2 separate regions of the Mus musculus genome follow, and region 1 is linked to region 2. A link is a loop called in an ENCODE intact Hi-C map of the cell type or tissue named here. Cell type or tissue: heart. All regions are shown on one strand. Links, peaks and the distances in the headings refer to the core of each region. The heading gives the core; the rest is flanking DNA. Region 1 holds the start of Ccnb2 (cyclin B2). Region 2 holds the start of Rnf111 (ring finger 111).

Region 1 (15,643 bases), core at 3,992-11,991, 84 kb after region 2:
ATTTTTATTATAACCTCTTCAACTAGTAGTTGAGAGAAGAAAAATGACAAATTATTGTTCACTGCATTATGTGGTAAGGGTCTTTTTTATGTTTTTTAAAATGTGTTATTAGCCGGGCAGTGGCAGCATACGCCTTTAATCCCAGTACTTGGGAGGCAGAGGCAGACGGATTTCTGAGTTCGAGGCCAGCCTGGTCTACAGAGTTCCAGGATAGCCAGGGCTACACAGAGAAACCCTGTCTTGAAAAACAAAAAATCAAAACAACAAAAAAAGTGTTACTATCTTTCATATATATATATATATATATATATATATATGCATATATATATATGTATATATATATGTGTGTGTGTGTATGAAAAAAATTATATAGTTTTGTGTGCATATACATTTGTGTATCATGTATGTGCAGGTGTCCAAGGGAGCCAGAAGAGAGCATTGGATCCCCAAAACTGGGTGCTGGGAATCTAATTGTGCCCCTCTGGAAGAGCTGCTGACATTCTCTTAATTGTTGAACCATCTCTGCAGCCTCTGTGTGTGTGTGTGTGTGTGTGTGTGTGTGTGTGTGTGTGTGTGTTTTAAACACAGTCTTTCTGGTGAAGGCATGTAGTTGTTAAGTCAGTCTCTTTGTGGTGTTACTGGGAGTGTCCAAGAAGGAAGAGAGCAGTTGAAGTTATTATTTGTGACACATGTTAGGCTATTAGGATATGAATAGCAACTCTTAATAGTAAGTAGAAAGTTTCATTCTACTTTTAAGTTTAGATTTAGTGTTACTTGGTCATGTCTGTCAGCTTATTTTTCAGTTTCTAATGGCAGTTTGGCATGATATTCTGAAGTGAACATCTCCTGTTAGCCCACCTTATAAAGTAGTAGCATTTTGCTAAGTGGGTATTCCAATTGCCCTATGAAAACACTATTCCTTACCTTGGGAATGCTGTTCCGCCTAATGTCTAAAGAGTTTGAGGATTGATTAATGGTGCAGTGACCTTTAATTCCTACAGCAAAGGCAAGTAAATGACTATGTATTTCAAAGAATCTTCACAAGCATCATAATGATTTGATAGCTAAAAGTGTTTGCAGCATCATACAACAGGGAGTTTTCATCTCCAGGACATTGGCCACTCAACTACAAGACAAAACTAGAGTGAGATTGCCAATGCTGCTTGACCTGACACTTTTCAGGAGTTTTATATTGTTTGCTTTCATAGACATGCCAGTTATTTATCTTGGTAACTCATACATTATATTGTCCAAAATGCCAGTTTTATAATGAGTAATTCTTAGAGAAGGTGTGTGCATGCATATAAGCACCACAGTACACATGTTGAGGTCAGAGGACAACCTTGGTTCCTACCTTCTGCCTCCTTTGAAAGAGGATCTCTGTTTTTGTTCATTATTGTATGCATCAGGCTAGCTAGCTACCCAGCTTCTGGGGAACTTGTCTCCATTCCTTATCCTTATAGGGGGCATCCTGGACTGCAGGTGTGCCGAGCCATTGCATGCTGTTTTTCATGTGGGTTCTGAGGATCTGAGGTCAGGTTGTCAGGCTTGTCCAGCAATTACTTTGCGCACTGAGCCATCCTGCCAGTCCTAGTCTTTCTAACAGAAAGATGCTTAGTAACTTCGTAACACTATTAAATTACTGGGTGTAACATGTATTTGCAAATTAGTACCCCATAGAATTATGAAATTAATTTTTGCTTTTTGTTTTCTTCAACAATAGGCGCCTTCCATGTATGCACCTTTTCCACCAAGTGTGTGTTGATCAGTGGCTGATCACCAATAAGAAGTGCCCCATATGCAGAGTGGACATCGAGGCCCAGCTGCCAAGTGAAAGTTGACATTGTGTTTCAGAACTCTTGGTGTCCCTCTCATTCCTATCCTTCCTGGTACTGCAGTCAACCAAAGATGGCATGACTTACCTGCGCAGATCTGGAAGCCTTGAACTCGGAGTGCTGACTCTGCTACATGGTACAGCTACCGCTAGACCTACAACTTATGTACACAGTTGATTTTGATGTATTTATAAAAGCTTTTTTTTTCCCTAGATTTGACATTACTTCCTGTATCATTTTACTGTATTTTTGCATGATTCCTTGTATTGCATTTCTTTGCACATATTATGGGCTTGTGACCCTAAACTTGCAGGCAAGATTAGCTGCTTTAGTAAGTAGTATTTTGTGGTCTTTTTTTTGTTTTTTGGGTTTTTTTGTTTTTGTTTTTGTTTTGTTTTTGTTTTTTGTTTTTTACATAGTACCTTGAAAATTATGAATTTTTTATCCATTACTAACCTTTAATTTAATCAATCATGTACTTTAGTTTAATGTATAAAGATTTTCTAGGAAATGATATTGTGTATTAAGACATTCCTTAATTAAATTAGGACAAAATGGCTGCTGTATATTTACAATATGGAATTCTGAGTTAAGTACCGCCCTTCATACTGGGAACAGAATGTATGTAACCCATGTCAATCAGATGCAGGTGGTACCCACACGACCAGAGTGATCAATAGGAATTTTCTTGGTGTTCCTTTCTTCCAGCACAGTGCAAGATAGAGTTGCTGTTGATGCCATATGTTTAGACTGCTGTTCTGACCCTATTTATCTTTCTCTCTGCCATTTGGAACTTTATTCCCTAACCCAGGTTTTGCTGCTGTGAAACAGCGTTGATGAACACTAAATATTAATCTGAGATAGCTGGATTGTATATACTTGCAGATTTAAAAATATAGGGAAATTGAAAAAGACATGTAGAATTTTGTTAGGTCTTCTGCTAAGCACGAATAAGATATCTGCTTACATTAATTTTTATAAAGTCATTCAGTCAGAATTTAGGATTCAGTCATTGGCAGGTATCTATGCATTCGTAGAACTTCTAAGGGTCCCAGGATCACTTTTAAGGGATTTTTTTTTTATAGTTTAAATAAAGTCAGCTGAATCTACATGTCTCTTGTTTTATTTCTCTCTAAACTTGAAAACAGTAAATCTGCAGATACTGTGAGGCACAGATTATATTGTCAAGCTACTGTTGCTATGGTTATAGACACCCACTTCAGACATTACCAAGAGTCGATCACTGACTTAAAAATTTTAATTTCTATAGTTAAGATTTACAACATAATATAGAGTGAAAGTTAACATACTAACATTTCTCCTTTGGAGGAAGTTTTAATCCACTTCAGGATGCATATTAGCAAGATACTTTCATATACAGGATAGCCTAATTTTATTTGTTTAAATATGCTTAATATGCCCAAGATTGCAAATGCATCCAGTCAGTAATACCACTGTCTGTATGTGGAAGACATGTTCCCATGGATCATATGTGAAGATGTCAATAAGCTTGCATTAAGCCACCTGCTTTGTAAGTGGATTGATTAATAAATAACTTATATTTCTATTGTCTTTGTGTTTCATAATTAGTGTTTATAAAATGGTTTACATTGGACACTTTGGAGTTCAAATAATATCCACCTGATTGATATTTGCATATTCTGGTGCTTATATTCATTCAGTTTTGCCTTTTATATTAGTAAATATTATGGTACATTAATTTCATTATCAACATGGTATGGATGCAGATGGAGGGTGGATATAGTTAAAAGTATACTTGTGCGCTAGCCTGATATTAAGACATTTCTAAACTACAGGGGTTCTGAGATCCTTGCCCAACACTTCAAAAAGGTACCTTTGGGCAAAGGTACCTTTGGTTACCAGTCTACATTATAGAAGATCAGGAAAGAGTAGATGGGCAGTGTCTGCTGTCTCCCTGGGGAAAAGCCACCAAGAAAACTGTGATGCATACAGGACTGCCTGCCGTTAGAGCCTGAGTCTGTCCAAGAGGTTGAGAATAAAAGGTGAAAGCTAGGGTTGTGTGTGGAGAGATGACTCAGTGGCTTGAGTTCAATTCTCAGCACCTGTATCAGATAGTTTCCAAGCTCCAGAAGGATCTGACACCTCTGGCCTCTGTGGGTACCTGCACTTATGTATCCATAACCCCCTACCTTGCCCCCAGCACACGCACATACATATGTTTTTAAAGATGAAGAGAGTTCCATGCTATGAGGTCCTACTGGTGTTTTTTCAGAATATACGAATTCTCTCACATACGAGGTTTAGATAATAAGCCCTTGACCTATTTTATAATTGGTATTGCTTTATATATGTTTGTTTTACTCTTATTTTTGTGAGATAGGGTCTCATGATGTAAGCCCTGGCTTTGAATTCATTATGTAGACTAGGCTGGCCTCAATTTCAGAAGAGCTACACCTGCCCTCTGCCTCTCAAGTGCTGGAGTTTCCTACTACACCACCCACAAAGACACACAGTACTAAAAATAAATCTTAAAAAGAGAATATAAATTATTGCTTTAATTCCTAAAAGTTTGGCCTTTCAAAGCAACTGCAGTATCATGAGGTGCTGCTAGCATTTCTGCTGCAACTTTGTTCAAGCAACTAGTCACTAAATGGGCATTTTCAAGAGCTTTAGCTTCCTTCTGTCCTGTAGTCAGATTCTACTCCGTGTGTGTTTTGCTTCTCACTTTATAATCACAGCAGCAGTATGTATAGACAAGTCAGTATGTATGTCAGTCGCTGCTAGATGGTGAGAATTTATGCCCTGTATTCTAAAGTTACATTTTGTGTGGGTGGTGATGTATGTGCATATAGAGGCTGTAAGTCACCATTGTGCACCCTTCTCCATTGCTCCCTGTTTGCCAGGGACATGCCAGTTTGTCTGCCTAGTGTTTTAAAAGTAGGTTTCTTGCCAAGACGTTGCTTTGGACATACTGTCTTTGTAGGTAAACATTCTCTCTGACTGGAGTCAGAACTCTTCAAGATTCCCTGTTGCATCTGATTCATGCTTCCATATTGTATAAACATACCCTTCAAGACTCTATCAAATGGCAAAACATCTGGAGATGGTAAATGCACTCCACTTTTCCATTGAAAGCATGTACCAAGACACCATTGAGAATTCAGATTGTTAAAGGGATCACATATCCCAACCACTATAGTATTTTGTGGCCCCATGAGAAGACAAAAACATACTAACCAGCAATGAAAGACTTACTGTAGGTCACAGAAGTGCCCTCAATGTGTCAGTGTTTTGTGACAACCACCACAAAACTTGGTTTCAAGTACTTTTATTTGCTCACAGATGCTCAATTTGGGTAATGCTAATGGAATCTAGCTCATCTTTCACTGTGGTCTTCCTGTGGCTACATTCAGCTTGGGAGTGCTACTGGAATAGTCTGTCTAGCATGCTTGATTTAGACGTCTGACACTTTCAATTGCATGGTGAGAACAGCTGATGGTTCACTGGGTCTTTTCACTGTCATCTATTTAGCAAGGGATAGCTAGACTTTACACAGTGGGTCAGTGATCCAGGGACTGCTAGGCCACCTTAGAGACTATCAAGGGTAGCTAAAATGAGTGGGCATGGAAGAAGAATCCCAAACCAATACAATTTGGCCATTTTAGATTCAGCACAGGGGCTAGCCATGCAGCTCATGGTAGACTCCCTTGGCCTCAGGAAGCCCTGGGTTCTGACAGTGCAATATACTAGTTGTAGTGCAGCTTGTAATCCCACTCAGGAGGTAGAGGCAGGAGGATTAGAAATTCAAGGTCGGGCTGGAGAGATGGCTCAGGGGTTAAGAGCACTGATTCCTTTTCCAGAGGTCCTCAGTTCAATTCCCAGCAACCACCTGGTGGCTTACAATCATTTGTAATGGAATCTAATGTCTGTCTGGTGTGTCTGATGACAGTACTCATATTACATAAAATAAATAAATCTTTTTTTAAAGTATTAAAAAAAAATTCAAGGTCATCCTCAACTACATAGAAAGCTGTAAACCGGCCTAGAACACATGCGACCATGTTGTGAAGTCCATTCACCACAGTAACCTGAAGTACAGCCAATGGCTTTGTTAAAGTTAAAGTTCAGTTAGAGAATAGGTCTGAGTTGCCAAATTGGTGCTGAAATCATGAGTTTAAGAGGTCCTCCTGCCATTTCTGAGTTCAAGGCCAGCCTGGTCTACAGAGTGAGTTCCAGGACTGCCAGGGCTATACAAAGAAACCCTGTCTCAGGAAAAAAAAAAATCCTCCTGCCTTAGCCTCCCAAGTAACTGGAATTATTACAAGCATGTGCTAATAGTACAAACTGCAGAGCACATTTTCTTCCCCAATCCAAACCAAAGCTTCCCAAGAAAGAGAAAGCTATGCGTAACCTCTGTGATTGTAAGGATGATGGACCAAGAGTCAGCAGCCACAGAACTTTCATTTCCTTTAGCAGGTACTTGAGAGAACTTAATGGGATATAAATAGTTATTTCTGCTCCTTTGGTTTCCAATATCCATGTGTAATTTAGGTCGAGGGGTAGTACTGCCACCTTGTCTTTTCAGGTGGGAGTGTTGGACAACACTGGTTCTTCCTTTAGACTCAGATTGGAAATGTCAGATTTGGGCGAAGGGGGAGGGAGCATTTATTATTTCCCAATAGAAGGGACTTGAACAAGACTGATGGGGTAGCCTGATCTCAAGTCGTTCTGCTGGCACTGCACCATTTTCTGTGTTGTTACCTAGTCTTTTCCCCAGGGTAATATTCTGGTTTTGTTTTTTGTTTTTGTTTTTGTTTTCTGTCTTGTCTCTCACTGTTCACAACTTGGGATACTCATTATTTTTCTTTTGAAATCTTGTGCACATCACACCGTCATTTGACAAATAGTTTCTGAGTTCTACTGTATTGTGCTGGAAGTCACACAAATCACGTCTAGTTTGAATTATGACTCTGCTGGGGATCTGTTTTAGGAAGACCACATACAGTACACATCCGAGTCACAATCATCTTGTAGCCCTGAACGACCTGGAGACGATGGCTTCATTTGCCAGACCATTCCAATCCAAATTCCCAGGTAGACGTTTCCGGAAGAGGAAGTAAGGTCAGAAGTAGCATTTCCAGGAAGTTCTCTGGAACCCACTTCTACCTAACCCAGAACAAACTTTTAAAGACATATGTCCTTAGGTGATGGCTCCCCACTCCTACCCCTAAAATTAAGACAATCTTTTCCAGTAGGAGGAAAAATTATTTTATTTAATATCAGGGACTAGAATTTGAAAATAAGACTGTAGACAAGGAAACAACAAAGCCTGGTGGCCTCGCTGGTTGCTATGACAAGCAAATACAAGCCAGCCAATCAACGTGCAGAAAGGCCTTCCAGTCTAGCCAATGGGTTGCGCGCGCCCTGCGTGCGTCTACCCAATAGTGCGTCAGCGGCGCGGTATTTGAATCGCGGACCGGGCGGTGGACGCGGAGCGGCGGGGCCCTGACCCTCCCAACGGTGTCGCAGACCGGAGTGGCTGTGCCTCGTCCGCACTTGCCAGGGCGGCCCTCATGGCGCTGCTCCGACGCCCGACGGTGAGTGCGCCGGGGCTACGGTGCCCTGTCCTGCCGGGTAGCCCGGGAGGCTGCCGGAGAGGCCCTGGCAGAGCTAAAGCGGTCCAGAGGCCCGGCCTGGGGTCTTCATTCCTGTTACCACTCAGGGCTGTGCTGCGCTGGGGATGAGGACCGGGAGGAACCGGGAAGCCGCCCAGTGCCATTTCTCTACTTTTCACATTTTTCAGTTTGCTTCGTGTGAGCTTCCCATTCGCGTCTTCATACTGCCTTCCTGGCCAAGGTCATTAAAGTGTGGTTTTGTCCTCTTAAAAAAAAAAAAAAACAGAAATAACAAAATGAAAACAAATACCCACCTAAGTGCTGGGCGGTGGTGGTGCACGCCTTTAATCCCAGCACTTGGGAGGCAGAGGCAGGCGGATTTCTGAGTTCGAGGCCAGCCTGGTCTACAGAGTGAGTTCCAGGACAGCCAGGGCTATTCAAAGAAACCCTGTCTCGAAAAAAGCAAAAAACAAAAAACAAAAACACCCAAGTGTAAGAGGAAACGTACAAAACTTGGATCCTAGGATGGCAGACAGTTGGGCAAAAGGCCAAATTCCTTTAATTACCTTTTTGAGAATGAAAGTATTACTGACTTTTAGGCTTTAATTGTACTAGGGTCGGTCTACTTTAGTTGAAAACAAGAGGGCCCCCGACACAGCTGCTGCCATTGTCCTGGCTAGTTAAAAGCCTCCAATTCCTCTTCCCAGTGAATTCAGGGGTACCCCTCATTACCAGGCTTTAACTCATAAGAAATTGAACTTTCAAACTCATTTTGAATTTAGCCGTGGGAAGCTAGCAGTAAAGACCGAACAGCTTAGATTTGGGGATCAGAATCCTAAACAATGAGGAACATACAGTCAGGGTTCATGTCTTGTAGCTCTAACTGCCACTAACAAGTTAATTTTTGTCTAATTTGTTCTTTCAAATTATTTAACAGTTAAAGTCTTGTGTAGGGATGGGGTACAGTTTATCTGGTCTATCCTACACAGGTCATCTTAAAAAAAAACAAAAAAACCCCAACCTTTGGAGAGGTTTTTTTGTTTGTTTTGTAGGATTAGTTCCCCCCCTCCCCCAACACTCAGAAAGTTAAATATTTTTTTCTCATGGAATACTTGTTATTGTACCACACTGTAAACTTTGGGGTATGAATAGCAAGCCTTGTTTCTTAACTGTATTCAAGATGAAGGCAATTAATTTCAAGTAACACTATTTTTTTTTTTTTTCGTTTTCATTCAAGTCTGACTCTCCCAATACTTGAGAGGTAAAATGACTTCCCCATCCTGTTGTCATTGGGAATGTCCTTAATTTGAGTCTATGCTATAGGAAGCTGTTTCTGAAGGGCTTTCCTTGGAAGTGCTATTTCTTATTCTTTGGTTGGCGTTATAACCCAAGCTGGTGTGAAGTCTGAAACATGGAGTTTTAAACAGCTGGGCTATCATTAACTATTGGTATCAAAGCTCTTTATCATTGCAGCTATACTGTGTGAATGGAAGTTTCTAAGAGAACCGACAGGGATCTCTTAACAGCAGACGCAGGTTACTTATAAGAAGTAATCATTTAGGTGGGAGGCTTTGGTGTCGCTTGAAAACTGCTTGAATATGCAAAACAATTTATAAGATCAGTAAAAAGATCTTTGTTTTATTGGTAAGGCAGTGGGTGTTTGCCTAATGGAGAGTGATATTTCAAATAGCATTTTTAGATTTCTTTAAATGTACCTTTTCCCATAAAAAATAATTAAATTTAAAGACAAAAACCAAAACCTAACTCTGCAAGTTTGAGGCCAGCCTGGTCTCCAGAGCGACTTCCAGGATAGCCTTGTCTCCAGAATGAGTTCCAGGACAGCCAGGGCTATAGAGAAACCCTGTCTTGAAAAACCAAACAAATTAAGCTTTTGTTTGAAGTGCATAAATAGAGTACATCATGTGTGCAGTCCGTTCATGGGCCAGAAGAGTATGTCAGATCCCCTGGAATGGAGCTACAGTTTGTAAGCTGCCATGTGAATACTGGGAATTGAACCCAGTCCACAGCACGACAAGCCAGGAGAAGCTAATGCTCTTAACTGCTGAGAGCCATCTCCAGTTCTACCTTCTCCTTTTAAAATAGATGTCAGCATATTCACCTTACCAGGGTAGCTCTGACTTTTGAGTATTTGACATTATGTAGGTAGGTGTTTTTCATTTTTTTCTGTATTTAATGGCTTTTTTTTTTGTTTGTTTGTTTGTTTGCTTGCTTGTTGTCGGTGTGGTCTTTTTGTATGTTTTGTTTTAAGGTGTCCAGTGATTTGAAGAATATTGACACAGAAGTTATTCCTAAAGCCAAGAGCCATGTGACTATCCGGCGGGCAGTTTTAGAAGAAATTGGAAATAAAGTTAGAAACAGAACCACTCAGGTGGCGAAGGTAACAAGGACAAGATGGCATGTGTGGAGGGCCACACTGTACAGGGGCTACGCTGGTCATCCTGCACTGCTCACTGGTCATCTTCCTTTATAGAAACCTCAGAACACCAAAGTACCAGCTCTGCCCACCAAAGTGACAAATGTCAACAAGCAGCCGAAACCCACAGCCTCTGTGAAACCAGTGCAGATGGAGGCGCTAGCTCCCAAGGTAGGAGGTCCTGACTTCACCGCATGCAATCAAAGCCTTTCCTTTCCATCTCATGTGTATGGGTGATTTGTCTGCATATATGTCTGAGCGCTGGGTTTGAGACCGGTGCCCTATTGGGGGAAAAAAAGAAGGCATCAGATCCCCTGTAACTGAAGTTACAGATGGTTGCAAGCTGACACATGGATGCTAAGGAACCAACCTGGATCTCTGCAAGAGCAGCCAGTGCTCTTAACCACCGAGTCATCTCCCCAGTCCCCAACTTGGTGATGCCTCAATTCCACATTAATGGTGGTCTCTAGGACTGAGTAGCTCAGCTGGAGTTAGAGTCCCGAGCTAAAGGACTTGGTGGCTTACCCGTTTCTCATAGGTTCAAGTGTATACATGCTCTCCTACATAATTACTATGAGATAGATATTTCTGGGTGCCAAGATATAGTAATAAGCACCTCCTGCCATCTCTGTCTTTGTCTCTGTCTCCCCCTCCCTCCCTCCCTCCCTCCCTCCCTCTCTGTGTGCACATTTGGAGGTCAAAAGGACAACATTCCAGAGTTGTTTTTCTCCTTTCTCCATGTGGGTCCCAGGGTTTAGGTGGTGGCAGCAAGTGTTTTAGTCACTGAACCATCTCACAGGACTGTTGTCCCCTCTCCCACACACACCTGTTCAGGCTGACCTCAAACTTAGAGCAGTCTCCTTGCTTCAGCCTCCCAAGTGCTGGTATTATAGGCATGTGTCACCATTATGCCTGACCAATTACTATTACATATATGACAGAAATAATCTGAAATGGGAGTTCCATTCGATATGTTTAATGAGATACTGTGTACCCATAAATATGAATTGAATTAGTACAGCATTTAAAGATGTCAAAATGTTTGGAAAATTAAGTAACAAAATCAGATCATAGCACGTATATATACTGTATAAAGTCAGATTTGCTCTTCAATATCTGCATTTATATAAAATTTTAATCACAATTTTATTTTTAAATGTTTGCTTTCATTTAAAAATTTCAGGCTTGCTGGGCAGTGGTGGTGCACAACTTTAATCCCAGCACTTGGAAGGCAGAGTCAGGTAGATCTCTGAGTTTGATGGTCTACTGAGTGAGTTCCAGGACAGCCAGGGCTACACAGAGAAACCCTGTCTCAGAAAATATTCAGGCTCCTTAGGCAAGGAATGTAGCTCAATTAGTAGAGGGTTTGCCTAGCATACATGAAGTCCTATGTTCAGTGCCCAACACTGCATGAACCAGTCATGGTGGTACCTATCTGTAATCCTACCAGGAGTATCATAGTTCAAGGTCATCCTTGGCTACATAACGAGTTCAAGGCCAGCCCAGGATATGTGGCTCCCCCCCCCCCCCCCGACTATTACATAAAACTGAATCAAAGAAAAAAGGCATCTGTCTATCCATCAAGATGGGCAGTAGCTCAGCTGTAGAAACTGAGCTTAGCATGTAAGAGGCCCGGGCTTCAATCCCCAACATTGAAAAGTAAGAGTGTTATATAAGAGAAGAAATAGAATTCTTCCTATGACCTTAGTGCTCCCCTATTTCTGGTCTCCTCTACTCCATGGCTGACTGCTTTTTCTCTATTTTCTAACAAAACTGAGACCACAAAACATGGGCCTAAGAGCTCAGTCCATATAAATGACCTAGAGGCTGGAGAGATGACTCAGTGGTTGAGAACATGTCGTCGTTGTCTTCTTCCTCCTCCTCCTCCTCTTCTTCTTCCTCTTCCTCCTCTTCTTCATTGTCCTCCTCCTCCTTTTTTTTTTTTTTTTTTTTTTTTGGTTTTCGAGACAGGGTTTCTCTGTATAGTCCTGGCTGATCCTGGAATTCACTCTGTAGACCAGGCTGGCCTCGAACTCAGAAATCCGCCTGCCTCTGCCTCCTGAGTGCTGGGATTAAAGTCGTGCGCCACTACCACTTCTTCTTTTAAAAAAAAAAAAAAAAGATTTATTTGTTTTATGTATGAGTACACTGTTGCTCTCTTCAGACACCAGAAGAAGGCATCAAATCCCATTACAGATGGTTGTGGGCCAACATGTGGTTGCTGGGAATTGAACTCAGGACCTCTGGTAGAGCAGCCAGTGCTCTTATCTGCTAAGCCATCTCTCCAGCCCATGCTACTCTTACAGAGGACTTACAGAGGAGTTTGCTTCGTAGTACTCCTGTTGGGTGGCTCACATAACTTCAGCTTCCAGGGATTCAACCAGTGCCCTCTTGTGGCCTCTGTGGGCACCTGCACCAATGTGCAGAACAGTCGTCATTAAAGTCCCACCGGGATGTATGCACTGGCTGCTGTGACTTTAGAGGTCACCAAGGATTAAGGTGCAGTTAGTTACTTCAGCTTAGACACTGATTGCAGAATCATAGTAGCCCAGGGACCATCAAGTCTTCGGTGTAGGTAGAAGAGCCCCCACTCTGGCTGCAGTGCCCCCTTCCTGCCTAGTATTATTTGCAGGCTCTGTTGCCACTGTACAGACAGTTGCTGTAATTATGCACCCGTCAGTGGATCATAGGAGTTCTAGGAACTTCCTAGAGAGCTGTCGATCCATATGTCCATGGAGGCGGATATTCCCAGAATCCTAGCTGTGCAAACCTTCTTGCTGTGTGGACAAGGCAGCTGCTTCTCAAATGGCTGAGACTTAATTCCGGCATTCACAGTAGTTATACATAGCATTTTGTGGGGGACCTAGTGGCTTTCCCCCCCCTGAGTTACAAAGCCTGGTAAACACTGAATAGTTTGAGGGAAGAAGGGCATTTGCTTTGCACTGGGCAAACAAGTAGGGCCCAGGCAGACCAGGAAGCTAGGGGTCTGGTTGGGATTTCACTCCATCCATAGCATCACAGAAACAGCGTGTGGGAGCATAGATCCCAAAACTGAGAAGGCAGGGATGGAGGATCAGTTCAAGTTCAACCTGAGATAGATAAGACCCTGTCTTAAGAGAAAGAGATTGTGAGTGTGTGTGTGTGTGTGTGTGTGTGTGTGTGTGAGAAAGAGAGAGAGAGGGAGAGAGAGAGATCTCGAGAGTGAGTGAGTGAGTTGAGGGGGCGAGAAGGAGAGGGGTAGAGGGGCTAACTAGCTACAAGTGAAAGAAAAATAAGTACAGTGCTCTCAGTTTTTTTTTTTTAAATAAAAGGAGTAAACTCTCCAGAAACAACCATAAAACATGAAACAGAGTAAGCTAAGCCTCCTTGTTGCTGCCTCTGGGTATCAAGGGCTGTATTCCTAACCTAATCACAGTAAGTAGGGCTTGAGCTGCCCCATGCTCAAGTGACCAAGTTCATCTGTGGGGAGTCAGAATAGTTCTTCCTGGAGCCTCCCCCTGCAGCACTTTTCTACCCTAAGTCTTGTGGATTGCTGAGCATGGTGGTCCAGCCAGGACAGCCTGGTGCTGCACAGCAGACACTGTGAAGAGAAAGAACACTGAACTGTGAGTGCACCTTCTGACACTGCTGTCTAGAGTTCAGCGACGCTACTCACCCCACCCGGCCCTCCACATCCTCAGCTTCTGATTGGACTTTTCAGTTGTCCCTGACAACCAATAGGCTTCCTCCTTAGTCTAATGTGAAGGTTTTAATCGGCATACTACCATCATCAAAAAAGAATTATTTTATTTTATTTATTTTTTTGAAATAGGTTTTCTCTGTGTAGCTGTCTAGAATTTGCTTGGTGGACCAGGTTGGTGTAGAATCAGATCCACCTGCCTCTCCTCCCGAGCGCACCACTATTCCTGCCTTTTCATTTCTAAGGGCACATGTTGAGTTGCTAATCCTAACTATTGTGTTTAAGCTTTGTGTTTATGATATTTTTTTAATTATTTTTAGAGATTTATTTATTTATATTTTATGTATATGAGTGCACTGTAGCTGTCTTCAGACACACCAGAAGAGGGCATCAGCTCTCATTACAGATGGTTGTGAGCCACCATGTGGTTGCTGGGATTTGAACTCAGGACCTTTGGAAGAGCAGTCAGTGCTCTTACCCGCTGAGCCATCTTGCCAGCCCTATTTTTTATTTTTTAACTGATAAATGACACTCCCAAGGAGCCAAGTGACCTTTTGAAATACACACACACACACTCAGTATAATGTGCAAATGAAGGTTAAACATTTATCTCCTTCCCTTTACCTTTGGAAAGATGTGCAGCATGTTGTCAGGTTGTATTCAGGAAAGGGCGACTGGCAGGGTCTCTGTGGCAAGAAGCAGAATCCTTCAGCTTCCAGGCTGGGTTAGCTGTAGGGCAGAAAGGGACTGGAATTCTTCCTTTCTGTTTGCAGTTGGCCATTGCTGAAGTTAAGTGCTGAGTCAGTAGGGGAGTAAGGTCTGCGCTGGGTTGGTGCTGGGAGGGCAGGAATCTAGAAAAGCAAGACGCTTTAGCTCTTGGAGCCAAAGTTCCTTAGTTTCAGGAATTGTCAGTGCTCAACTAAAGTGGAGAAGCTTTCCTGTGTGGTGTGGCCTTGACTAGCAGCATGGTTGCCCTTCGTTGTTGCCCTGCCGTGCCACAGCACACCTCTTGACAGCTCCCACCCTGCCCATCCCTCTGTACTCTCAGCCTCCAGATCACAGGAGCAAGGTGACGCAGCACCTGTCATCATCTTGTTACACGGTTACCACTACAGTTTGGAGTCAGGCTCCCACTGTGTAGCATAAGCTGGCCTGGAACTTACTGTGTGCCCAGGCTGACCTAAGTAAGCATTGCTCCTCATGGCACCTCACCCAGGTTCACTTAGTTAACCTCTGCAGTAGACACTACACAGAGAGAGCGCACAGTGGGCCCACGGTACTTAGGGCAATGTGCAAACAGTAACAGAATTCACTTAAGTTGTGGTTTTGTTTTACTTTTTTGTTATCTCTGAGTCATGTTCTCACTCTAGCCCAGGTTAACCTAGGACTCTCCACCTTAGGCTGGACTCCAGCTCCTAGCTCTCCTTCCACCTCAGCCTCCTCCGTGCTGCTACTGCAGGCGAGTTAGCACACCCAGCTTTTAAACCTATGGATGGCATTAGCTGTGAGCCAGGTTTGTGTTTTATTCCCTTAATATGTACTCTGTATGATCTAGAAATCCTGTTAGGATTTTGAAATTCTTTTCAAATAATGGTTTATTTATACTTCACTACGAAATATTTATTTGAGCTGTACAACTTTTTGATTTGTTCGAGTTTTATAAATAACCACCCTGTCAGCTAAGTCTTTGCATCCTCCTGCTTTGTTCTCAGACTGGACTGTGCTCTTGTGCTTCCTGCTTGCCAGGGCCTTAATTCAGAAGGAAGTAGTGGAATACATACAGCATGATGGTAGGAGAGGTTGTAGCCAGGGAGCTGTCGATGCCAGTGTTACAGTCATTGCTGAGTACCTACTGTGTGAGAGCTAATATAAGTGTGAACAGAGATAGCTGACTAAATACACAGAAGCTTACCAGGACACACAAAAGCCATATGCCATGTAAACGCCATGCAGGGTGCCAGGAACAGGGTCCCCAGTGGGGCAGTGACTCATGTCTTCCACTTACTGGTGTAGGATCGTCCTCCCGCCCCTGAGGATGTCTCCATGAAGGAAGAGAGCCTCTGCCAAGCTTTCTCTGATGCTCTGCTCTGCAAGATCG
Region 2 (15,643 bases), core at 5,148-13,147:
GGATTTCTCTGTGTAGCCCTGGCTATCCTGGAACCAGCTCTGTAGATCAGGCTGGCCTCAAACTCACAGAGACCTGCCTATTCCTGCCCATACTCCTACCTCGTCCCTCCCTCTGTGCTGGCATTAAAGGGTGTGCCACCACTGCCCAGCATGTTTTGAGTTTTTAAAAAAGGGATGTGATACTTTCTAAGGTACTCACTAAGAAAAGAACCCTCCCCCACAAAAATATAAATAAATAAACCCAGTGTGACCACAATATATACCACTCCTCACATGGGTAGCTATTATCAAAAAGACAAGCTGTGAAGCCAGTTAGCTGGGAGGCTGAGGTAGGAGGAACACATGAGCCCACATGCTCAAGGCCAGCTTGGAAAACACAGTAAGAGGCTGTCCCTAAAAACAAACAAAAAACCAAAGAGGACCAGAACAAGTGTTGGTGTGGAGACACTGTAGCAGTCTTAATATTGTTTGTTGGGATGTACAATTGTGTAGCTTCCATGAGAGACAGTCTGACACTTCCTCACAGTTAATCACAGAGTGCCCATTTGACCCAGCAAATCCCCCTCCTAGGTATGAATGTACCCTAAGACCAAGAGCAAGGATTCAGACAAGACACCTGTACACAATGCTTACAGCAGCTTTATCTGCAGTGGACAGAAGGTCTCCCAGCGGGTAATTAAGTCATTTTAGAATTTAGAACTCTTCTGTAGTTCTGGGAATTTAATATTTTTCTCAATATTTCTTCTTCCACCTTTTTAAGAAACCCCTATTAAGCCTGATGGTGGTGGTGAATGCCTTGGATCTCAGCACTCGGGAGGCAGAGTCAGGGGATTTCTGAGTTTGAGGTTAGTCTGGTCTACAGAGGGAGTTCCAGGACAGCCAGAGCTACACAGGAAAACGCTGTCTCAAAACCAACAAACCAACAAACAACAAAAAAGAAAAGAAACAGAAAACCCTTATAAGAAACCCTTATCTATTATAGCTGATATGTATCATATATAATATATATGTTATATATTACATATACATATATGTGTGCGCTATGCTCCTTTTCTTTCCTGTTGGTATTCTTTTTTTCTTTACATCTTGAAAGATTTTCTTGCTTTTACCTTTCAATCGTTCTACTGAATTTTAATCTCTGAAATCATAATTTCAGTTTCCAAGCATTCTTCTGTGATTTCTTCATGACCTTTGGTCCCTGTCATAAGTCTGTAGTGTTGGGGCCATAGACATGACTCATCTGCTAAGAGCCCCCGACTGCTCTTCTACAAGACCCAGGTTTAAGTCCCAGCACTCATGATGGGCTATCACTCCAGTTCCAGAGGATCCAGTGGCCTTTTCTGGCCTCTGTGGATACTGTTCACGTGTGGTCCACAGACATACATTTGGGAAAAATACTAATACCCATGATTTTTTTTTTTAAAGCTTCAAAAAACTTTTGAAGACTGTTGCATTTTAAGTCTCTGAGTCTGTTCCAGAACTTCAAACATTTCCCCCTCTATTTGTTGAGTTACCCCGGCCACCTTAGTCACTCAAAAATATTCACCCACATCTCATTCACACTCAGCTTCTCATAAAACCGGCCTTTCTTCACTGTCAACAAATATTTACAAATGTTGTAGTTAAAAAAACCAAACCTGAAGTGTGCACAAGTGGGTGCCATCCACTGCTAGGCAGGCAGGTGTGGGCAGGTTGATAATGGAGCATTAGAGTGTGAAGTATTCGTTAGTCACAGCTCGTCCCACCAGCTGCTCTGCCTCTCTGCAACTAGTTTAATTGGTCTCTCTACTCAACGCCCTGCCCCTGTTCGGAGCCAGTATTTAAAGGCCTAGGTACCGTAGTCTTTACCTGTGGTGAAAAGACAAGAGGAGAGGCCTGTCCTCGCCACAGAGAGACTGATAATTACTCCCTTCTTCTACCCTTCTGGTCTTGTACTTTTATCTCGCTTGCTTTTGCCCTGAGTCCCTGTCCTCTCAGATCTAGAAGACGTAAGCTACCAGCTTGCTCTGGCAGAAGTCTATGATGGTGCCTCTCCCAAAGTACTCCAGTACCTGGTTACCTGATTCCTCTTCCAGACATGTGACAGAGGGACTGGCAGAATGATGTCCTGTCCCATAGCTCGTGATAGGCTCGTGCCTTTTGAATTCCTTTGCTAGTCATGAGAGAGGTGTTGGCGAGGATAAACACACGTAGTAGATAGCCTTTTTATCTTTGACTGGAAGGAAAGATTAAGTTAAATCACATAATATTTGCTGTATAAAGATCCTTTTAAATGTACATTAAAAAATTTTTTTTCCACAGGGGAAACCACACCATGCATGTGGAGGAGGTCACAGACAACTTTTAGGTATTGTTTCTCTTCGTCTGCCATGTGGGTCCAGGGGCTTGAACTCGGGTCATCCGTTTTTGGGTTAAACACCTTTATCTACAGACATCTCACAGGCCCTCAGATGTACATTTCTGAGAAAACAAATATTGCACATTCTTCAAAATGACCTGGGTGTGGAGTTGCTTCGGTAACAATGATTCAGTAGGTGGCACCATTTCCCAGTTCAACACTATCCCACGGTGGATACCGAAGGGCTCTGAGTTGTACTTACCTGTGTACCTGAAACAAATAGGTTTCAGAGTTTGACGTTAGCTGCATTAACCAATTAACTAAACCTCAACTAAAATCTCTAAATCGTTTCACGTTTCTGAGGCATTAGCAAAATGGTGCCTTCTGCTCTGTGGGATGGCCGTACTGGTCACTGAGAACATTCCCAAGCCTGCAGTAAGATCCTGTGTTTGATTCCCCCCAGCACCTCAAAGCATATTACCAGCAGCACTCAGTGCCAGAGCCATTCAGATTTAAGTAGTTCTTATGTCCCCACTGAGGCAGCTTGGGGAGATGACCAGGTGGTTAAGAATGTGTACTTCTCTTGAAGATTTTCTGAATTCAGTGTCTAGCATCAAATGGGGCCGTTCACAACCACCTGTTACTCCAGCTCCAGGCACATCTGATGTCTCTTGGCCTCCACACACACAGATCCTGTTAAAAATACCCCCCTTTAGTACATAGGCATTTCATTTCACTGTCCTTTCTTCTTTGTGCTAATCTTTACAGGAAGTACACTCTATAGTCCTATCTTCCCAAGTCAGTCAAGATGTCCTTTACACAGTTAAATCAATACTAAGGCAGTAACTTCTAATGTTTTTGAAAAACTTTGCCTGGTCTATGAAAAATAATAGAAAGATTTATAGGAACATCTTTACTTCCTATGCTGAACTTACCAAAAACTTTAACCAGCATGTAAATCCCATGTGAAATTATAATCTTCTCAGGGTTCATATAAACCGAACTAGTGAATGTGAAATGTTAGAACTCTGAAGGCCTTGGCTCTATGGAGCCTTGTTTTTCAGTCATCAGAAACTTTCTCTTTCTTCTCCCTAGCAGAGGTGAACACTTCAGAAAGTTGTGGGTTTCAAAAACAGCACAGCAGAGCTTGGAAAACGGCAGGAAGCTACATAAAGTCAAAGTTCAGAGCTGAGCCTGTGTGGCCTTGGCCTGACTGCAGGGAAAGTCATGTGATTAGCATAGTCCACCACCTCTGAAAATGGCTTTTAGTCAGCTGAGACTCTCAGTCATAATTCTCGGCATTTCTCACCAGTGGTGTGGCAAGGGCTTTCTCTCTCATCTTTCTACAGCATTACTTAAAAATGCTTTCCTAGAGCCAGCTGGCTTCACGTGTGCCCAGAACTTGGCTTAATACCCAGAAATATCTGGAATATCTGGGGATGCATGAACTTTCAAATGCTTATCTTTAAAGTTCCAGGATGGGCAAGGCAGTGTGGGAGGGCGCTTTTGAGACAGGGTCTAGTGTCACAAGGCTGTCCAGGCTGGCCTTGGTCAGGATCTTCCAGTCCCTACATGTTGACTGCTTGAATCACAAGTGTGTGATTTACCAAGTGTGACTAAAATTCCAGGTATTCCTTATCACTTTGTTAGACCACAGTTTGTGACAGTTTTTCAGGTACTGAGCCACACAGAATTAGTTACTAATGATTCAAATATCTTTTTTTTTAAAAAAGATTTTATTTATTTTATATATGTGAATACACTGTAGCTGTCTTCAGACACATCAGAAGAGGGCATCAGACCCCATTACAGATGGTTGTGACCCACCACATGGTTACTGGGAATTGAACTCAGGCCTTTAGAAGAGCAGTCAGTGTTCTTAACCTCTGGGCCATCTCTTCAGCCTGATTAAAAGTATCTTAAAGCAGCCGGGCAGTGGTGGCATACCCCTTTAATACCAGCACTTAGGAGGCAGAGGCAGGCAGATTTCTGAGTTTGAGGCCAGCCTGGTCTACAGAGTGAGTTCCAGGAGGGCTACACAGAGAAACCCTGTCTTGAAAAAACCAAATTACACACACACACACACACACACACACACACACACGTGTGTGTGTGTGTGTGTGTGTGTGTGTGTGTGTGTATATATATATATAATCATATATATAAAGATTATATTTAATGCAATTAGAGAAACTTAATCATAAATATTCCTAAAAATTTTCTTTTGAGCTGGGCGTGGTGGCACATGCCTTTAATCCCAGCACTTGGGAGGCAGAGGCAGGCGGATTTCTGAGTTTGAGGCTAGCCTGGTCTACAAAGTGAGTTCCAGGACAGCCAGGGCTACACAGAGAAACCCTGTCTCGAAAAAACAAACAAACAAACAAACAAACAAAAATTTTCTTTTGAGCTGGTTGTGGTGGTGTGGATCTTTAACCCTGGTGCTTGGTAGACAGAGACCGGTGGATCTTTGTGAGTTTAAGGCCAGTCTGATCAACATAATGAGTTCTAGGACAGCCAGAGCGACATAATAGAGAGACTGTCTCAACAAAACAGAACAAAACAAAACAAAACAAAACAAAAATTATCTTTTGAGGTTATCATTACATCAAGTAGCTGTCAATACCATTTACTAGCAGAAAATGAAAGCATGCCGACTACCTTTGTCTCTTTCTCCTTATCTATACAATAAAAACCATGTAGTTGTACTACTTGAGCTACATGGTCTCTGTAATCAAGTAACCTAAGATCTCATAAACAGAGGTAGAGAGCTTAGTCAGGAGAGTGTTTGCCATGCACGTATGACGCCCTGAGTTCAATCTCCCAGCACCCATATAGAAAGCCAGGTGTGGTAGCAGTGCCTGTAATCCCAGTGTAGGGGAGACAGAGACAAGAAGATCCTGGGGCTCACCGGGAGCCAGCCTAGCCTAATCGGTGAACCCCAGGATCAATAAAAGACCAAATTTATAAAAACAGCATGGACAGTTACTCCAGGGTTGGGCTCTGGCCTCCATGAGCCCCTGGATACACATGTACCCATCCACAGGCATACTTGCATGTACACACAGAAGAACTGGGCCACATTAGCTAAACTTGAAGTCACAGGGTCTATTGTGTTTTCAGCTTCAATTCCCACTGCCCCCATAAGCAATAAATGCCGTGAGCCATTGAGTGTTCTCAGAAGCTTCTTTGAGATCGTCCTCATCCTGTCAAAGGTTTCACAGGGAAAGTAGCTCTGTAAATACTCTTGACAATCTCCCAAGATCTTTCCATATCATCGCCTTGCCTCACTAAGGTTTGCTTCACCATCTTCATTACAAATCTGACCACATCTTTGGTTCATCTCAGTTGTAAAGTTTATTCAGTTGTGAAGGATGTAGTGGACAGTGGGCACCCCACTTTTTTTTTTCTGGTTTCTGTTCATTTACTGAAACTATTACTTCCAGTGATTTGTTTTTCCATATTTACTTTTATTAAAATTTAATAATTATCTGTAAATGTCTGGGTTCTCTTCTCTCATGTATGTCTAAATACCACGTGTGTGCCTGCTCTCCACAGAGGCCAGAAGAGAGCATCAGATCCTATGGAGTTACAGATGGTTGTGAGCTACCATGAGGGTGCTGGGAATTGAACCTAGGTCTTCTGGAAAAGCAGCAAGTGCTCTTAAATACTGGGCTCTAGAGCCATGTTTTTATTTTCATTAATACTTTTTTTTTCCAAGAGAGGTTTTCTCTGTGTAGCCCTGGCTGTCCTAGATCTCACTTTGTAGACCAGGTTGGCCTTGAACTCAGAAATCCACCTGCCTCTGCCTCCCAAATGCTGGGATTAAAGGCGTGAGCCACCATGCCCGGCTCATTAATACTTTTTAATTATTATTTTTACATTTATTCTGGGGAGGCATTCACATGTGGAGATCAGAGAACGGCCTTCAGGAATCATCTATCCTCCTCCACATGGGCTCCAGAGGCAAAGCTTCCGGTATCAGGCTCTGTGGCAGACTCCTGCCCACACACATACTGAGCCATCACACATGCCCTGGGATTTCTGTTTAGACCAAATGAAAACAGAGTTAAGACACTGCTGGCCCAGGAACTCAGGCTAACTCCTTAAACTTTATTTTGCTGCAGTTTCAGGAAGTTAGATTTGGCCTGGAGTATATATAGGTGACCCTTACTTTCCACAAGTAACGTTAATTAATTGTCAGCATTTTCAAGTGATTTGGTCAGAATTATAGATCCGTAGTATCTTGGTGGTACAGATGACACTGGGATCCAAAGCTCACTTCTCAGTACAGTTCAATACATATTGAGTGCTGTTTTTCTGACAAAGGAAGAAAGGTATTGTCTTTGAGCTTAGTGTCTTGGAAGGTACATGAGGGTATTTAAACTGTAACGAGAAGACTATGAACGTAGATGGAAGAGACTGAAAAGGAAGCAGTGATTCCTGCTGGGCTTTCTTAGAGATAAAGATGTACTTCAGGGAGAAGGGCTTGGAAGAAGGCAGACGCAGATGACAATGGTGGGAGTTGGAGGAGAGGGAAGGGTTTATGTTTAGACCAGAGGAGCAACAGGTGCGAAGATAGGGTGATAGGAAACAAAGGCATACATCCGGCATGTTTGCAGCCAGGAAAGGGCAACACTTTGGTTCTCTAGGTTTGTTGAAGGAAAAGAGCCAGTTGAAAAAGAGGCAAAAACTCCTGGAGCAAAGTTCCTATGGAGGCAAATGGTTAATGATCGAATGAATTAGTCTTGAGCCGGAGAACGGTTTCTTCCACTCCAACAGGCAAAACGTGATTGCACAAACAGAAGGTTGTTAATTTCAGACAGCAAACCTAGGGTTGGTACAGGATGCTGTGTTGGCTTGTTTTGTTTTGAAAGTGTTACAAGAAACTTAAGAAGACTACTGAAATCTACCCACTGGGTGGGGGCAGGATAGTTAAGACCTAGCATGAAAAGATACTGGAGACTCTGGATTTTGAGCAGTTTTATTTGTTAAACCAAGGATTTAGGACCTGAAGGTGATGAAGGGTTATTAAAGGATTTTAAGTTATTCGTTGCTTCCCAGTTTGCTCTGTCCCGACATCTCTTTAGACTTTAACTCATGGTGGTATGGGAGTATAGGGAGGGGGGAACCAGAAAAGTGCTATTGCATGAATCCAGGTGTGAGCTTCCTCCTTCTCTAACTTCCCCCTTACTGCTGCAGATGCAAACCACAGCAGACCTTTCAGTCTTAAGAATTTTCTGATCTGGGCTTCCTGTCTTGGTTTGTCATCACCATCCCTGCAACTATGTCAAAGGCTATTCTGATGTTTTTGTTTTTGTTTGGTTTTTCAAGACAGGGTTTCTCTGTGTAGCCCTGGCTGTCCTGGAACTCACTTTGTAGACCAAGCTGGCCTCAAACTTAGAGATCTGCCTGCCTCTGCCTGGAATTAAAGGCAGGCACCATTACAGCATGGCTCTTCTGATGCTTTTAATTTCAGTGCTTTAGGCATTCTGCACCCAGCCACTTGCAAACTTTCTACCTGGGTAAATGGCACAATCTTGTATTTCAAAGAGAAGTCAAAGGTTTGACCCCCTTAGGCAAGTAAACCTAATTATATTTGTCCAATCATTTCTTTTCAGTACAATGGCCAATTTTATTCATCTGACCAACCATTGTTCTCCAGGGATTATTGGATCTATTATCATTTACCTCTTCATTTTTCTGACCCTTTTCCCTTCAACATATCAAAAGGATTTAAATCCTTACTCTTTTCTTTTTCTCTTTGTTTCTTTGTTTCTTTGTTTCTTTGTTTCTTTCTTTCTTTCTTTCTTCCTTTTTCTTTCTGACTAGGTATCCTGCTAGACTTGTCTCTTTTTCATTCATTACCAATTTAACAAAATAGTATTAGCTCTGGTGTAACTAGTGTGCAATACTTTCTACATTGGGACTTTTCAGCTGAGATATTGACTTCACAGCCCAGATGACTCTTTGTTGTGGGTGGTGTCCTGCCCATGGCTTGGTGCTTAGTACCTCTTACAAGATGTCAGCAACATTTCCCCAGTTGTGACAACCAAAATCATCTTTTGATTATGTCAAACAATACCCGAGTGTCAAAACCAACTTCATAGAGAAACTCTGTTCTCTATGTCAAGATAATCTATGAAGCTGGTCAAGTTTACAGATCTTTCTATTGCTCAACCAACAGCATTTCATGAATCCATGATCATACTCTTTATTGCTAAATTTCCTCCTAATTTTTTACTACCTATATATCTTGACTCAATTTCTCTTCCTTCCTCCTTCCCTCCCTCCCTCTCTAACACATTCAACTCCTCCTAGAATTTCCTTTCACTTCAGCTCTTTAAATAACAAACATTCCACATATCTATTTCCTCTCATTTCTACTCTGGTTGACCTTACCAAAATGCTTGCTTCAACTGTCAGAAATGTAAGTTAATGAATCCGAATCTCCATCATTAGCCCAGTGGTCTACTTAGTTTTAGATTAACACACTCAACAACCAACTAAGTTCAAGCCTTTGGGTAAACATTAGACACTTCAAAAACTCTACCTGATCAGAACAGACAAGTCTTGCCTCTAACCTAAAGTCCCCAACCCAAGAAGCACACATCTTTAGTCCCAGAAGCAGAGGCAGAGGCAGGCAGATTTCTGAATTCGAGGCCAGCCTGGTCTACAGAGTGAGTTCCAGGAAAGCCGGGGCAATACAGAAAAACCCTGTCTCGAAAAAAACCAAACCTAACCAAGCCCGGAAACAAAACAAAACAAAACAAAACAAAACAAAAAAGTCCTGGGCTTTGATAGTCCCGATAGAATTCTACTTGTAGAGGGCAGCAACTAGGGAGGCTGAGGAAATCCAAATCCAATGTTTTCCATTTCTTCTTCTTTTAAAATTTAAAAATACTCCCAGTTCTTGGGAGGCAGAGTCAGGTGGATCTCTGAGTCTCTGGAGTGAGTTCCAAGACAGCCAGGGCTACACAGAGAAACTCTGTCTCGAAAAACCAAAACCAAACCAAACCAAGCCAAAAAATCACCTTCACTAAATATGGAGAACATGAGTGAATATTATCGACGAGCTGATGTAGAAGGAGGTTATTAATGCTTGTTAAATACTTAATTGGTAATATAAGGTACTTTAAGTCGTCATATTTGACCTCACAAGATCATTTTGAAGCATATAAGGCTATCATGTTTTATAGAAGAGGAAACTGAGATTTATAAAGGTGTTAATAAGTCAGCTTGGGCACCCTCACTTTGCTTTCTGACCGGAAATCTGTCTGATTGACTGCAGAGCCCACTCTCTGTCCTTACATCCTTCTAGGGCACACAATAAAAACTGCAATCTTCTGGGTTTTGTGAGGCAATTAAGAAGTCATCTGCGATTGTATAGCTCCCAGGCTACCTAATAATACATTTGAAATGATTTTGAAAATTCACTTCACCAGTGAGATGAGATCTCTGTTTTGGGTATCATCTGCTGAGAAAGACACTAACCCGTGTTTTTTTGTTTTTTTATTTAAAGGCGCGACTAGTGCAATCAGTAAGCTGGAATAATTTTTAGTTTGAGAAAAAGCAACCAGTACGTAGGCGGAATTATGCTGAAGCACTGTTGAGCCCGAAATCACGGAAGAAAGTGAACCCAACCACCTTATTTTTAACTTAGTCCCACTGGGCCAACAGTTCGCCTAAGCCAGTGCAAAGAGGAAGGACTGGGACGCAGGGGGGCGGTCCCTGGCCCGCACATGCGCAGACATACTGCTGTGAGAGGGCGTGAGGGTCCGGAGCGCTCGCTTTCCGAACTGTCGTAAAAGGGCCCCGGTGTCGCGCTCGCGCAGTCGGGGAGGGCCGGCCCAGGCTGCGGCGGCGGCGACGGCGATGGTGGCGGGGCGCTGGTGCTGCGCGGCGTAAGGCACGCCGGCCGTTCAGGGTCGCGAGCGCGCGTGGGCCGCGATCGGGTGCTCGGAGCCGGGTCCAGCCGAGCCAGGCTCAGCCTCACGCTCCGCGGCGGCGGTGTTGACAGACGCCCTCCTGAGGAGAGCCGCCCGGCCCGCCTCAGCCTCACCCGGCCGAGCGCTGTTCCCCAGCCCCGCGCCAGCGAGTCCGGGACCTGGCCGCACGGGGCCTGCGGACTCGGGTGAGGGCGCCGGCGGAAGGGGGGGGGGTGCGGGGGAGGGGAGCGGCGCGGTGGCGCTTGCGCGCGGCGGGGGAGGGGCCGAGCAGGAGGGAGAAAGAGGAAGGGCCGCGGCGGCCGGCCCGGGTCGGCGACAGGGGAATGACCGCGGGTCCCGGACGGCGCGGAGTGGCTCATTGTGTCCGGGCAAGAGTCCGCCCGCGGACACACCCACGGCCTCTTGGGAGGGGGTGGGTGAGGGGATTGCGCCCCGGGGCCGCCGCTCGCCAGCGGGACTGGGGCTCAGGGCCGAGGAGTGGGGGTGACAATGGAGTGAGGAAGGTAACCCCGGCTGGAGCCGGGAGCCGCCCGGTGCGGGCGGGCACGCGCAGTCCGCGGAGCAGAAGACAGGCGCGTCTGATATTGTGTGGAGTTGGCTGGTTAGTCATTAAAAAAAGATGTTTTCTTTATCCTGCCTAGATAATTGATCGGAGTCAGCAGTGGTGCGGTGGAAATATCGGTTTTTGTTCTGGAGAAATAGAGGTTTGTCACCACACTTCTTAGATTATAGAGCTTTATAGATAATTTTAAAAAAAAAGTGTGACTTTTTAGCGTCCAAAAAAAACAACAACCAAAAACCAAAAAACCAGGAAGTTGTAGCTAGCGCCTTCACTTAATTTGCTCATGTCTGGGGTGACTCCATTGTATTGTTGAGAGCTTTCCTGTTCCTTGATTTATGTACAGAATGAGTTTAGAACTCCTGAGTAGCAGTGAGTGAGCCAGCTGACAGAGACCTCATTGTCAGAGTTCTGACAGCTCTTGAACCTGACTTGATCCAAACTTAGTTCCATTTGGCACTTTTATCTTTAATTTTCTTGTTTTGGGGACCTCTTTAACCAAAGAGAGCAAAATCAAAAAAAAGATGAACAGAGGTTCCTCATATCTTTACCATTTGTCTTTGCAATAGCTCTCACGTGACTTAATACAGATGTCCTTTCAAGAATTCTGATTTTACTTAGCTTTTGAGTCTACGTTAAAGAACCCAAACAAACCCCAAAACCTTCATGTGCGTATATACCAGTGTGTGGGGTCTGTACATGTGAGTGCAGGTGCCTCTGAGGCCGGAAGAGGACCTAGTACTCTGGAGTGGTAGTTAAAGGAGGTTTTGCACTGCCCTGTATAGGTGCTGAGTCCCGATTGGGTCCTCAGCCAGCATAGTAAGCACTCTTGACAACAAACCATTTTTCCAGGTCTGGATTTATATTTTGATAGTTTGTAACTAAGTGATTTTTTGTTTTGTTTTTATTTTAGTAAAAAGGTTTAGTAGAAACTGGTCATTGTAATATTGTGTTACATTGTGACATAGGTTTTAAGGAAGCTCTTCTATTTTGAAGAGAAACAATTTAGCTTTAAATTACTTTTGTAGCAGGAGTGCTGAGTGTGTGATGGCTCGAGTTGCCTTTAATCCTAACATTTGGGAGGCAGAGCCTAGCTTGGTGTATATAGTGAGTTCTACAACAGCCCATACTATGTAGAGAGATCCTATTTTAAATACCCACCCCCAAAATATATATTACTTTTGCTACTTTCTTAGGGTGTAACCATGGACAAATTATTTCATTGTATCCTGCTTGCTTGTTACCTCAGAGTCTCAGTAGTATCTGAAAAAATTACTGAGGGCATTTGTGAGTTGGGTGAATGATAGTGGGGAAAATTAGCAAGAATAATTTTTGTTTGTTTGTTTGTTTGTTTTCGAGACAGGGTTTCTCTGTATAGCCCTGGTTGTCCTAGAACTCACTCTGTAGACCAGGCTGGCCTCGAACTCAGAAATTCGCCTGTCTCTAGTAGTTTTTTTCTTAATAATCAGGGTTGGGTGTCATGTATGTGTGTTTTCTTTTGTCATCTTTCCCCTTTGTTCTCTGTATATTGGTCACTTGTATCCCAGATGGTTCACTAGAAATAGTCAGTCTTTAGCTCCTATACTCAGAAATCTTTCTGCCTCAGCCTCCAAAGGAGCTGGGACTGCAGGTTTCTGTCATTGTACTTGGGTCTCGAGTTTATAGTTGAAAAAAGCTATAATAAAAATAATTAGGCTTAATGAAGAATGTGTGCTAGCTGGGGTTATATTCAGCAAGTTTTGTTTTGGTGTTTCATATTTGTAAGAAATTGAGACATGTTTCTACTGATATTCTAAGAGAACAGCAGTTTATTTGCATAAAGCTAAAGAGCAGTAAGTTTTTGAGCAGGTGCATCTGAGTACAGTTTTTTTTTTTAAGTTGAAAATATGAAATAGAAAATTCATTGTATCAAAACATTCATAGCTTAAAAGTCTTAAAGATGTCATGATTAGCCGGGCAGTGGTGGCACACGCCTTTAATCCCAGCACTCGGGAGGCAGAGGCAGGCGGATTTCTGAGTTCGAGGCCAGCCTGGTCTACAGAGTGAGTTCCAGGACAGCCAGGGCTACACAGAGAAACCCTGTCTCGAAAAACAAAAAAAACAAAACAAAACAAAAAAGTTATGGTAATAAAGGGCTTTGGTATCATGCATTAGTTACAACTTAGTTATATGTGTCCCTGCTTTTACCCCAACTCCATGGACTTGGGTCTTTAATAGAGGGAAATAGACTGACAGAACAACAACAACAAAATAATAGTAATTAAGATTTGTTACATTTGTTTAGGTGTAGTATGGTTGTTGTACATTGGATCTGAATTTATTGTTAACTTTTCTTGAAGTTATAGCCTTCTCAATTAGTAAAATGAGTATAAAATTCATAAATGTTCATTTCTAGCCTCTGGTTTTGGGTGTGTGTGTGCCACATTTAATAGCTTCTATTTTTAGTTCTTTCAATATTCACTGTTAGATTTATCAGGACAGCTCTCTAGAAAGAAATGCTCTATGGAGAGTATAAATTGATGCGTGTATGCAAATAAAGCACATACATATGCATTAACCTTCAATGAAGCCATATTTGTTCATGGTAGTGGATAATTCTGTCCATTGGAGAAGTTACTCAGAGTGTTTTGTTTGTTTTGTGTTTTCCGAAGATGGGAGTGTACTATAACCTGGTTCTCATTGAATATCTCAGGCTGGCCACTCAGGTCACCAAAGTGCTGGTGATTACAAGTGTGAGCTTGTGTCCAGTTTTACCAACCTTTTACACCTTTCAGAAAATTCTAAATATGAATACACCCCCCAAACCCCAACCCCTGATTTTGAGACCAGGCTCTCAGGCATCTCAGGTTAAATTCACTGTAAAGCCAGAAAGTTCCTTGAATTTCTCCCCCTCCCCTCCCCTCCCTTCCCCCCCCCCCTTCTTTCTTTCTTTCCCTGAGACTAGGTTTCTCTGTGTAGCCCTAGAATTCACTTTGTAGCTTAGGCTCAAACTCAGATCTGCCTGCCTGTGCATCTCAAGTGCTGGCATCAAAGGTGTGTGTCAATTTAAGTATATTGAATTTCTAATCCTCTTCTAGATGTGGGATAGTATGGGCTACAGCATTGTTTATAAAAATGATACTTTGGTTTTGGTTTTTCGAGACAGGGTTTCTCTTTATAGCCCTGGCTGTCCTGGAACTCACTTTGTAGACCAGGCTGGCCTCGAACTCAGAAATTCTCCTGCCTCTGCCTCCGGAGTGCTGGGATTAGAAATCCACCTGCCTCTGTCTCCCAAGTGCTGGGATTAAAGTCGTGTGTCACCACTGCCCGGCATATTGACCATCTTATACTCTATTCTCTCTTGTATCTCTCAGGTTGCTGCCTGGGTTTCTGTAGGTAGTCAGAAATTGACAATAGATGAAAAGAAAGTTACAAATGATAGAAACACAGAGCAGAGCTGATATGTTACATGGAGGTTTTACATTATGATATACTTTAAGTATGTGTTGATTGCCTCATGTTGTAGGCAGATACTGATTGGTCTGCAGGGATCAAGATGTTGCCTTCATAGAGTAGACAGTCTGTTGAGTTACAACCTCATAAATAGGATAAATAGTGGTGAGTGCCTTGAGGAAAATAAGATCATGTTGTAGAGAAGAATGGAAATAGGCTTCTTATGTAGGTAGAAAGGTGGCACAGCCGTGTTTTAGAGTTACTCTCAGATGAGATAAAGATGATAATAATATGTTTACTTACGTAGGAACATGTCTAGATTTTAGAGCTAGAGACTGAAGAATGAGAAAAGAGGCTGTAGGGGCTGGAGGGATGGCTTAGCAGTTAAGAGCACTGACTTTTCTTCTGAAGGTCCTGAGTTCAAATCCCAGCAACCACATGGTGGCTCACAACCATCTGTAATGACATCTGACGCCTCTACTGGTGTGTCTGAAGACAGCTACAGTGTACTTACATATAATAATAAATAAATCTTTTTAAAAAAAAAAAGAGAGAAAAGGGGATGAGAATTTAGCTCTGGGGGAGAGTGTTTACCTCAAAATTTCAAGGGCCTGAGTTCAGTCTCCAGCACTGAAAAGGGGGGATTGCATGGTAGCTCATAGTAGAGTTCTTATGTGTCTGCATGTTCATGTGTATGATGTGGAGGCCAGAGCATACCCTTGAGTGTTGGTCCTCCAATGCTGTATTTGTTAGGGTTCTCAAGAGGAGCAGAACTTAGAGAATGAACCTATTTATATATAGAAAAGAGATTAGAGTGACTTACAGGCTGTGGCCCAGGTATTCCAACACTGGCTGTCTACCAATGGAAAGTTTAAGAATCTAGTAGTTGTAGTTGTTCAATCCATGAGCTTGGCTATTTCAGCACATACTGATGTATGAAGACTGAACACTTGGATATCTTCAGTATACACTGGAATCCAGAAGTAGGCTCTACTGCCAGTGAAGGAATGAACTTGCCAACAAGAATGGGGACAAACAGGCAAAGAACAAAAGCTTTCTTTTCTATGACCTTTATATAGGCTTCTACCAGAAGGTGTGCCCCAGATTAAAAGATCTTCCTACCTCAAAAGATCTGTATTAAAGGTCGGTCTTTCCACTTCAAATGATTTAATTAAGAAAAATCTCTCACAAACGTACTCAGCCACTTGGGTTTTACTTAATTCCAGATGTGGACAAGTTGACAACCAAGAATAGCCATTACATATTGGGTCTCCTTTGTTTTTTCTGGAGTCGGGCTGGAGGTGTGATTGATTATATTGAAAAGTTTGACTATTACAGCTTCAGATTCCACACAGCAGTTGTCCTCTG

The links. Peaks named below come from ENCODE experiments on the same cell type or tissue, not always from the same donor. Only the 100,000 strongest peaks of a DNase experiment are listed, where the experiment ranks them.
Region 1: a loop joins it to region 2, with 2.4 times the contacts of the local background. A loop is called at or near these places in 6 of 42 quality-filtered maps.

Annotation. Positions count from the first base shown.
Region 1 is chr9:70,413,188-70,428,830 of GRCm38, reverse strand. Ccnb2 (cyclin B2) reads left to right here and starts at 7,277. Exons shown (of 9, transcript NM_007630.2): 1 at 7,277-7,414; 2 at 9,702-9,830; 3 at 9,924-10,037; 4 at 15,559-15,643. The coding sequence starts at 7,391. Rnf111 (ring finger 111) reads left to right here. Exons shown (of 15, transcript NM_033604.3): 15 at 1,724-3,407. The coding sequence ends at 1,841. In heart, for the core only: a CTCF peak has its summit at 7,313; a DNase peak (open chromatin) is centred at 7,230; H3K4me3 peaks cover 2,049 bases; H3K27ac peaks cover 1,590 bases.
Region 2 is chr9:70,498,285-70,513,927 of GRCm38, reverse strand. It overlaps Rnf111 (ring finger 111), which reads left to right and starts at 10,153. Exons shown (of 15, transcript NM_033604.3): 1 at 10,153-10,469; 2 at 10,926-10,988. In heart, for the core only: no CTCF peak of the experiment used is centred there; DNase peaks (open chromatin) are centred at 10,077 and 10,577; H3K4me3 peaks cover 2,327 bases; H3K27ac peaks cover 1,667 bases.